2 separate regions of the Homo sapiens genome follow, and region 2 is linked to region 1. The links are chromatin loops, found by intact Hi-C in ENCODE. Cell type or tissue: gastrocnemius medialis. All regions are shown on one strand. Region 1 has its middle 47 kb from the start of RPS6KA3. Region 2 overlaps RPS6KA3 (ribosomal protein S6 kinase A3).

Evidence for each region. A loop is a pair of places that touch in the nucleus more often than their neighbours do. Peaks named below come from ENCODE experiments on the same cell type or tissue, not always from the same donor. Only the 100,000 strongest peaks of a DNase experiment are listed, where the experiment ranks them.
Region 2: a loop joins it to region 1, with 2.4 times the contacts of the local background. A loop is called at or near these places in 1 of 110 quality-filtered maps.

The regions. Positions count from the first base shown.
Region 1 is chrX:20,311,928-20,315,927 of GRCh38, reverse strand. No RefSeq gene overlaps it. Among named protein-coding and RNA genes, the nearest start is that of RPS6KA3, 47 kb to the right of the region's middle. In gastrocnemius medialis, no CTCF peak of the experiment used is centred here; a DNase peak (open chromatin) is centred at 2,287; H3K27ac peaks cover 3,716 bases.
Region 2 is chrX:20,216,848-20,220,847 of GRCh38, reverse strand. The region is part of intron 2 of RPS6KA3 (ribosomal protein S6 kinase A3); the gene reads left to right. Among named protein-coding and RNA genes, the nearest start is that of RPS6KA3, 48 kb to the left of the region's middle. In gastrocnemius medialis, a CTCF peak has its summit at 1,798; no DNase peak of the experiment used is centred here; H3K4me3 peaks cover 2,458 bases; H3K27ac peaks cover 3,975 bases.

The sequences.
Region 1 (4,000 bases):
CCCATGGGACATAAAGTAGATTCGTGGTTGCCAGGGGAGGGAGAATGAGGAGTGACTGCTAATGGGTATGAGGTTTCTTTTTGAGGTGATGTAAATATTCTGGAATTAATGGCGATGGTTCCATAACCTTGTGAATATACTAAAACCCACGGAATTGTATACTCTGAAATGGTTAATTTGATGGCATTTGAGTTATATCTCAATTTTTTTAAAAAAAAAAAGTATCTCAGAGTTGACATATGAAAGTGATAGTGGTGAATATCAGGTTTTTATCCTTTATGTACCCTGGCTTTTCAGACTTTTATAACGTATTTTTTAATATTAATTTAGGAAGGAAAAAAATTCACCCTTCAAAATCACTTTTCTGCTTTAAAACCTCATCCCTATGCATGGAGTGAAGGCCACACTACTTGCAAAGTTGTCCAGGCCTTTTCTGAGCAGGCCCCAACCTGCTTTGACAGACACTCATCTTTCACTCTCCTGTGACTCTCCTCCCCTGAGACTCTCCTCCCCTGACTTCAGCTACTTCAGATTTCTTCATTTCCTGAACATGCCCTGGGCTTCCTTGCCTCTGAGGCTTTCTTCCCTGCCACTCACAGCCACCCCTTTCTTTGTCTCCACTCTGATCCAGCCCTACCTGCAGAAATATTTCCTGGTTCAGAACAACTCTCACTTCCCCAAAGCTGCAGTTGAAACGACTCTCTCTCTCTAGCTCTGCTAACAGTTTGTTTAGCATCTGCTTTGACAGCATTTATTACATGCTGCCATTTTATATAATCAGCCGTGTATTTCTTGTTAGGCTGATTCACATTTGATTCCTCTACAATATACAGTACATAGAGTAGATATTCAATAAAACTTAATTTTTAGTTTAAATTCTTTGGGAAAAAAAAGCAAATCTATATTTACACATTTGCTCAGTCAACGAGTTCTTAGTGGTGGCACACTCTGTGTCGGGTAATAGTCCCCAAGTCTGAAAATGTTCTCATTCTCATGAAACCTATTTTTTAATTTTTATTTTTATTCATGTATGACATACATACACTATGCACAAATCTTAAGTATATACCTCAATGACTTATTAAATATGTATATACCCATGTAATATATACACCCCATGCTCCCTCCCAGTCAATATCCTCCTGTCCAGAGGTAACCACTATTTCAAATCCTACCTCTATAGTTTTCCCTGTTCTCGAATGCCATATAAGTGGAATCATATAATATGTTCTCTTTTGTGCCAGGCTTCTTTTGTTCTTCATCATTTCTGTGATATTCATCCATGTGGTTGTGTATAGCAGTAGCTCATTCTTTTCATTGCTGTATAGTATTCCATTGAGGATATTCCATTGAATATTTCACAATTTATTTATCTATTTTCCTATTGATGAACATTTGGTTTGGTCCCGGTTATGAATAAAGCTGCAGTAAACATTCTTGAATATGGCTTTTGATGGACATAAATATACATTCCTCCTAAATATATACTTAGGAATGAAATTGCTGGATCATAGGTGGCTTTGGTAGTTACTGCCCAACAACCTTCCCAGAGGTTTTGTGCTAATTTACACTCTTACCAACAACATATGAAAACAAGCAAACAAATAAGTAAAACATCTGATAGTGAAAAAAGCAATGTGGAAAATTAAGATCAGATGATGAAGGTACTTTAGATTTGGTGACCAGGCAAGGCTTCTTTAACAAGGTGAACTTTAAGCCTGAATAACAAGAAGATGGCAGCCATGCACATGTCAGAAGAGGAGCATTTCAGGCAGAGGGTAAAACCACAAAGGCCCTAGCGCAGGAAGTAACTGAGCTTGTTTAAGGAACAGAGAGGAATCTAGGGGCCTTGGAGTAAGTGGGGAAGTGAAGACAGCAGATAAAGGGTGTGTTATTAAGCCAGCTGCCACAGTAGGTGACTGGAGCTTAATTCAGTGGGGGAAATTATGAGGAAGGGATAAAATACATGCTTCAGAATTACCCAAGAAAAGGGAATGCTTATATGCTGTTGGTGGGAATGTAAATTAGCACAACCTGGAAAACAGTAGGAACAACTCTGGAAAACAGTAGGAGATTTCTTTTTCTTTCTTCTTTCTTTCTTTTTTTTTTCTTTTTTTGGAGACGGAGTTTTGCTCTTGTTGCCCAGGCTGGAGTGTAATGGCATGATCTCAGCTCACTGCAACCTCCGCCTCCCAAGTTCAAGTGATTCTCCTGCCTCAGCCTGCCGAGTAGCTGGGATTACAGGCGCCTGCCACCACGCCCGGCTAATTTTTTCTATTTATAGTAGAGATGGGGTTTCACCATGTTGGCCAGGCTGGTCTTGAACTCCTGACCTCAGGTGATCCACAGGCCTCAGCCTCCTAAAAGTGCTGGGATTGCAGACATGAGATTTCTTAAAGAGCTAAAAGTAGATCTTCCGTTTGATCCAGCAATTCCACTACTGGGTATTTACTCAAAGTAAAACAAGTCATTGCATCAGAAAGACACCTGTACATGTATGTTTATTGCAGCACAATTCACAATTGCAAAGATATGGAACCAGCCTGAGTGCCCATCAACCAATGCATGGATTTTTAAAATGTGGCATACATACACCATGGAACACTACTCAGCCACAGAAAAAGAGTGAAATAATGTCTTTTGCAGCAACTTGGATGGAGCTGGAGGCCATTATGAGAAGTGAAGTAACTCAGGAATGGAAAACCAAATACCGCATGTTCTCACTTAGAAGTGGAAGCTAAGCTATGGGTATACAAAGGGATGCAGAGTGGTATAATGGACATTGGAAACTCAGAAGAGGGGAGGGTGGGAGGAGTGTGAGGGATAAAAGAACTACATATTGGGTACAACGTACACTACTTGGGTGATGGGTGCACTAAAATCTCAGACTTTACCTCTAAAGAAAGGAAAATAAAAGAATTAAAAAAATATTTAAAAAGAAATTATGTTTTTTAAAAAAAGAGAATTATCCTACCCAAGAGCCGAGAGACCAGGGGTCATTGGTTGAGGATTGCTGCTGGCAGGTTGGGGCTGGAGATGTTAATTTCCCAGCACATCTGTATCTAATATAGGCATTTTCTTCCATGACTGAGATTCAGTATCTTTCTCTTTATCTGGGCCTTTAACTTCGTCTTGTTTTCACTGGTCTTTCCTTGACCCTTGGCCCCACACCCAGCTCCTTGAATTCACTATTCTCTACCACTATAAATGTCATCAGCCATGTGGCCCACTTTCATTCCCATGGTCAGCCTCTCTTAATCAGGTCCACCATTTACTTTTACTTCTCCTGGACTCCCATTCACTAGGTATTCTACCTAGCACAGAGTCTTGCTAATAATAGACTCAGTACATGCATGCAGCATAACTATTGGCAGGGGATCCATAGCCATGCTGATTTGCAAAGACTTCAAATTACTGTTAAATCGCAGTTTGATTCTTGCTACTTCCTGCAATCCTTCCAATCCTTAGGTACTTCCTGGATGTTTTCCTGACAACTAAAGCCTCACTTTCTGTATCAGTTATCAGTGACCACATAATTCTGTGTAATAAAACACCCCAAGACTCAGTGTCTTTAAACAATAACCATTTATTGTGTTCACAAGTCTGTGGGTTGGCAATTTAGGCTGGGCTCAGATGGACAGTGCTTCTGATTTCAACTGGACTCACTCATGGATCTTACAGTCATCTGCAGCTCAGCTAATCTAGGATAACCTCAGCTGCAATGACTAGAATGACTCAACTCTGCTCCTCATGTCCCATCTTCCAACAGGATAACCTGGATATGTTCTCGTGGCAAACACAGAAGTAAGTGAAAACACTCAAGGCCTTTTGAGACCTGGACCTGGAACTGGCCCACCATCACTTCCACCACATTCTATTGCCCAAAACAAGTTACAGGGCCAGCCCAGATTCAAAGGAAAGGAAAATAGACTCTGGCTCTTCAGTGGATGAAATTCCAAGGTCACCTGGTAAAGGAAGAGGTGAAGAAGTAAGGTCATTA
Region 2 (4,000 bases), 95 kb after region 1:
CACATTCTTTTCAGTCACTCTATTTGTGTTTTACAGCAGTACCACACTGTTTTAATTAAGGTATCATTTCAACTTGGAGACTTATTTCAGATTTTGGTGTCTGAAATATTGCTTCATTTTAGTGCTGATTATTAAAAACCATAACACACGCAAAATGTGAATTATTAACCTGAGCACTGGTAGTAATTAAAGCCAATTTTCACTAATCCTTTAAGTTTAAAAAAGGGTATTTGGTTGCTCATGTTTAAAAATATTACTTGAATAAAGTCAATGACTGCTACTTAACAGAGATATCCTACTTCATGAGTTGTGCAGTAAAGATGATGCTTTTTCCTGACATAGTCTCAAGAGCCACCTCATGTTCAGACTGCCATTCTGTGTTAGGCGGTTGTCCTAGCCTTGCTGCCCTTTTGGAGCTCCATTGTAAGGAGTCTTAAGTAATTCCTTTTGGGAGATGGGAGAGTTCCTAAGTGTCTGCCTTGCTGAAAAACTGAAGCATGCGTTTTTAAACAAGAGGAGTGCACAGTTTTCCGGGCGGAATTCAAAGTTCTATCTTAGATATTTATTTGGGTCCCTGTTGCTGCTAATGTATTTGATTGTATAAGATAATTTTTTAAATTGAGCAAGGTTTTTTTTTTAGTTACTCTTCAACTTCCATTAGGTCATTTATAGAACATTTTCATAAAAATTTGATAGAGGAGGAAGAGCCCTGGCTTTTCATGTAGAATCTGTAGCACAAAATGGTCTCTCTAATGTTTGCTCAATAAATGGGTACTAAACTGAACTCCCATTATAGATAGCTCTATCACCAAATATGGGCCTACCTTGACCACAGTTTCTTCATCCAGAAAGTGAGCTGATTATTCTTGGTATTTTCTAGAGTGTCTTTAGATTTTGAAAATTCCGTGCTTTTATTAAATTCTTACAGGCTGTGCAGATTAACACTTGAGGTTTTTGTTGGTTCCACATAGATTAAATGTTCATTAAGCAGAGCATTATCCCACAACTCTTGAAGCTGTTGTCCTTCGGTTGTTTTAAATACCACTATTACAGTGATTATGTTCTGAATATTGGCATACCTGTCATTTTCCAAAGTAAAAATACCTTAGAAAAACTTCTATAACGTATTAGAGGATGAAATGAAATGGAGTAAGGGATTATATGGTAGCTTGACCCCTCCTTCTTTTCCAACATGGCTTCTTAAGTGTTTCATTTTGCTAATAACCCAAGGATTGGACTTCTTTTTTTTAACTTATATTTTATCAACTAGGAATGTGAGTTTTTAACTATGGGCCTTTAAGTCTTTAACCTGGTTGATAATTAATGCTTATGACTAACATAAATTCAAAAGTAATTTACTTTCATTTAAGACAGGTAGCATTTGTCCTTACATCACAATTTTAAAAGTTTCTTGCCTGTGGTCTTCATTTTCTACCTATAGTTATGAAACTCTTCCTCATTGACAGGGAACACCCATGACATGCCTGTGTATAACCTTAAAATTATCTTGAGACCACGGCTTGAGTGTGTGTATAAACACACTGCAAAGGGTCAAATTCCACTTGTGCATCAGTTTAGCAACTTTTAGTAGTGGCAACTAGTTTCAGTTGTTTTAAAGGGTCATATAGTTAAGAAATTCTGGCATTTCTCAGGATTCTAAAATAATAACGTTTGTTTCACTGGTTGTGAAAATTGTCCGGATTGCTGGGAACTAGGAGAAAAGAATATTTCAACAGGATTTGGCTATCAGCAAATCTGTTTTGGTTTCCTATTCTGGCCTCCCTACCTATCCAGCTACATTAGTGCCCCTGCCGGCAGGTTTCTTCTTTCTTTTACCACAGGAAAATTGTCCGGCCTCTTTTTCTAGCATTTTCAGGACCCGCCTGACAGGAAATTTTCTAATTGCCGGAACAGCTGGTAGGAGAAAACTTTGCAGGGGCTTGGCCTTCCCTTTCTAACTTAAGTTTTACCGTCAGAAATTCTTTTATCACCATCATGGTTTCGTAGCCATGTTTAAATTTTTGTCTTTTCGTGTTCGCTCTATACAGGTAAGCTCTGTTCAGCTTCTTTTATAGAATAAAATGTTTTAGTTGGAGCTAACTATAATTACAGTAATTAGTTATTTCGTTTTATATGTTCTTTAAAGCAGCTTTTCAAAATTCAAAACCTGTTTTGATAGAACTTTTAAAGGATAATAGCTCTGTTTACTAAAAGCCAGTTATGTGTATTATACATTTCAACTCTGTATATTTTGTCAACTGACTTTTACGTTGTTTTTTTGTTTTTGTTTTTTTTAGTGCTAGAGTAATTTTTATCTTGCTAGTGTTTGTAATTTTGTATAGTAAAACAAATGACTGTAACTCTCAAAATTAAACCAGGCATAAACAGAATTGCAAAATTGCTAATATTTAGGAGATTACTATAATGAAAACAACTTTAGTGGGTAGGAGAGTATGTTATTTTAAGCAGTCAATAACTTAAAATCACATTTTGGTGGAAATTGGTTCCTGTAAAAACTTGGAAGTTTTTAAGCAACTCCATATTTAAGTAACTTTAAGCAAGTAATTTTATCTGACTTAGAGTAGGAACAATTTTCAAAGAATTATTCTGTTAAAATGGGCTTAGTGGATGTTAATTTGCAATATATTTAATCTACAATCCTGCCAAAATCAACTTGATATTTTGCCATGAGAATTGTGCTATCCAGCAGCTCTTTAAAGAGAATTAAATTTGCTGATCGGGATTCCAGATTGGGAGAAAACTCTGCTCTTTGTGGCGGTGATTAGAAATGTTAATCTGGAGAACCAGCTTGCTGTTTTCTCAAACATAGATAAAAGGAGCTGACTTATAAGAGCTTAAAGCTCTCTTAAAGAATTTGGTTAAATGAAAAATGTTGAGCTTATTTATCATTCCATCAGCAAATGAAGTAAATTGAATTCAGTCAGATTGTAATCTAGAATATATTAATACATAGTTTCACACCATGGCTTGAATAACCAGCCTAATTTTGTGTCACAGCAAAATAATTTTTATGTATCTTGATCATCTACAAAGAGGTTAACATATCTTTTTAAAATAAAACTACATGTTATAGAACTATAGGTATCTATATAAAGGGTGATAGTTTAATTTAGAATGACATTTAAGGGGCAAATAAAGTATGCATTTTTCATTTGTAAGGTCTTTTTTATGGTACAACAAAAAATGGTTACACATCCATAGTTAGAAAGTACTTATTGACTTTTACCAAGGAACATTTAAATATTTTACTTCAAGCTTCAGTAATATTTTCTGGCATTCAAAACAATTTAGAAAATACAAATGCCTCAAGAACACACTTCCTGACTCAGGGGAGGGGAGGAAAAAGGAAATTATGTATACAAGGCAGGGCATAATGCCAAATGTTGAATCATTCTTTGAAATCAGTTAATATCTCTCAGTTTGTTTTCTTAGTTAGCATGTTACAATATTAGGTTTTCGATAATTCAAATAGACAATATTAATTTCAGTTTCTTTTCTTTAATCCTTTTTACATTTTAAGATCAAAATGATATTTTTCTCTCACAACTTGAAAAGGAAACATTAGATTATTTTTTCCCCACTAAAGAGTGGACCTTAAAGACCATTGAGGTATAAACCTAAGGACGTTTTGTTGGTCCTGGGAAATAAACTGGGTGGCTTTTTGTGTGACTGAGGGACACCAAAAGATCCACCTGCCCATAAATTTTCTCTTCATTTTTCCATGATGTCCAAAATGACACTCTTTACAGAATTGTAAAAGTATATGTTTCAACTGAACTGACTTTGTTTTATCCATCAGGGGTCATATCTCAACAGATATTTATCTAATAATAAATCTTTGAGATCCAGGTAAATTGTCTTAGTATCTCTAACACCTAGTACAATACCTGGCCCATAATTTGAATGGCCTTCCAACAAAAAGGAATGGTCCTAACAGAGTATGTCATAGATCAGAAACATTTTCACTGGGACCAGGCAT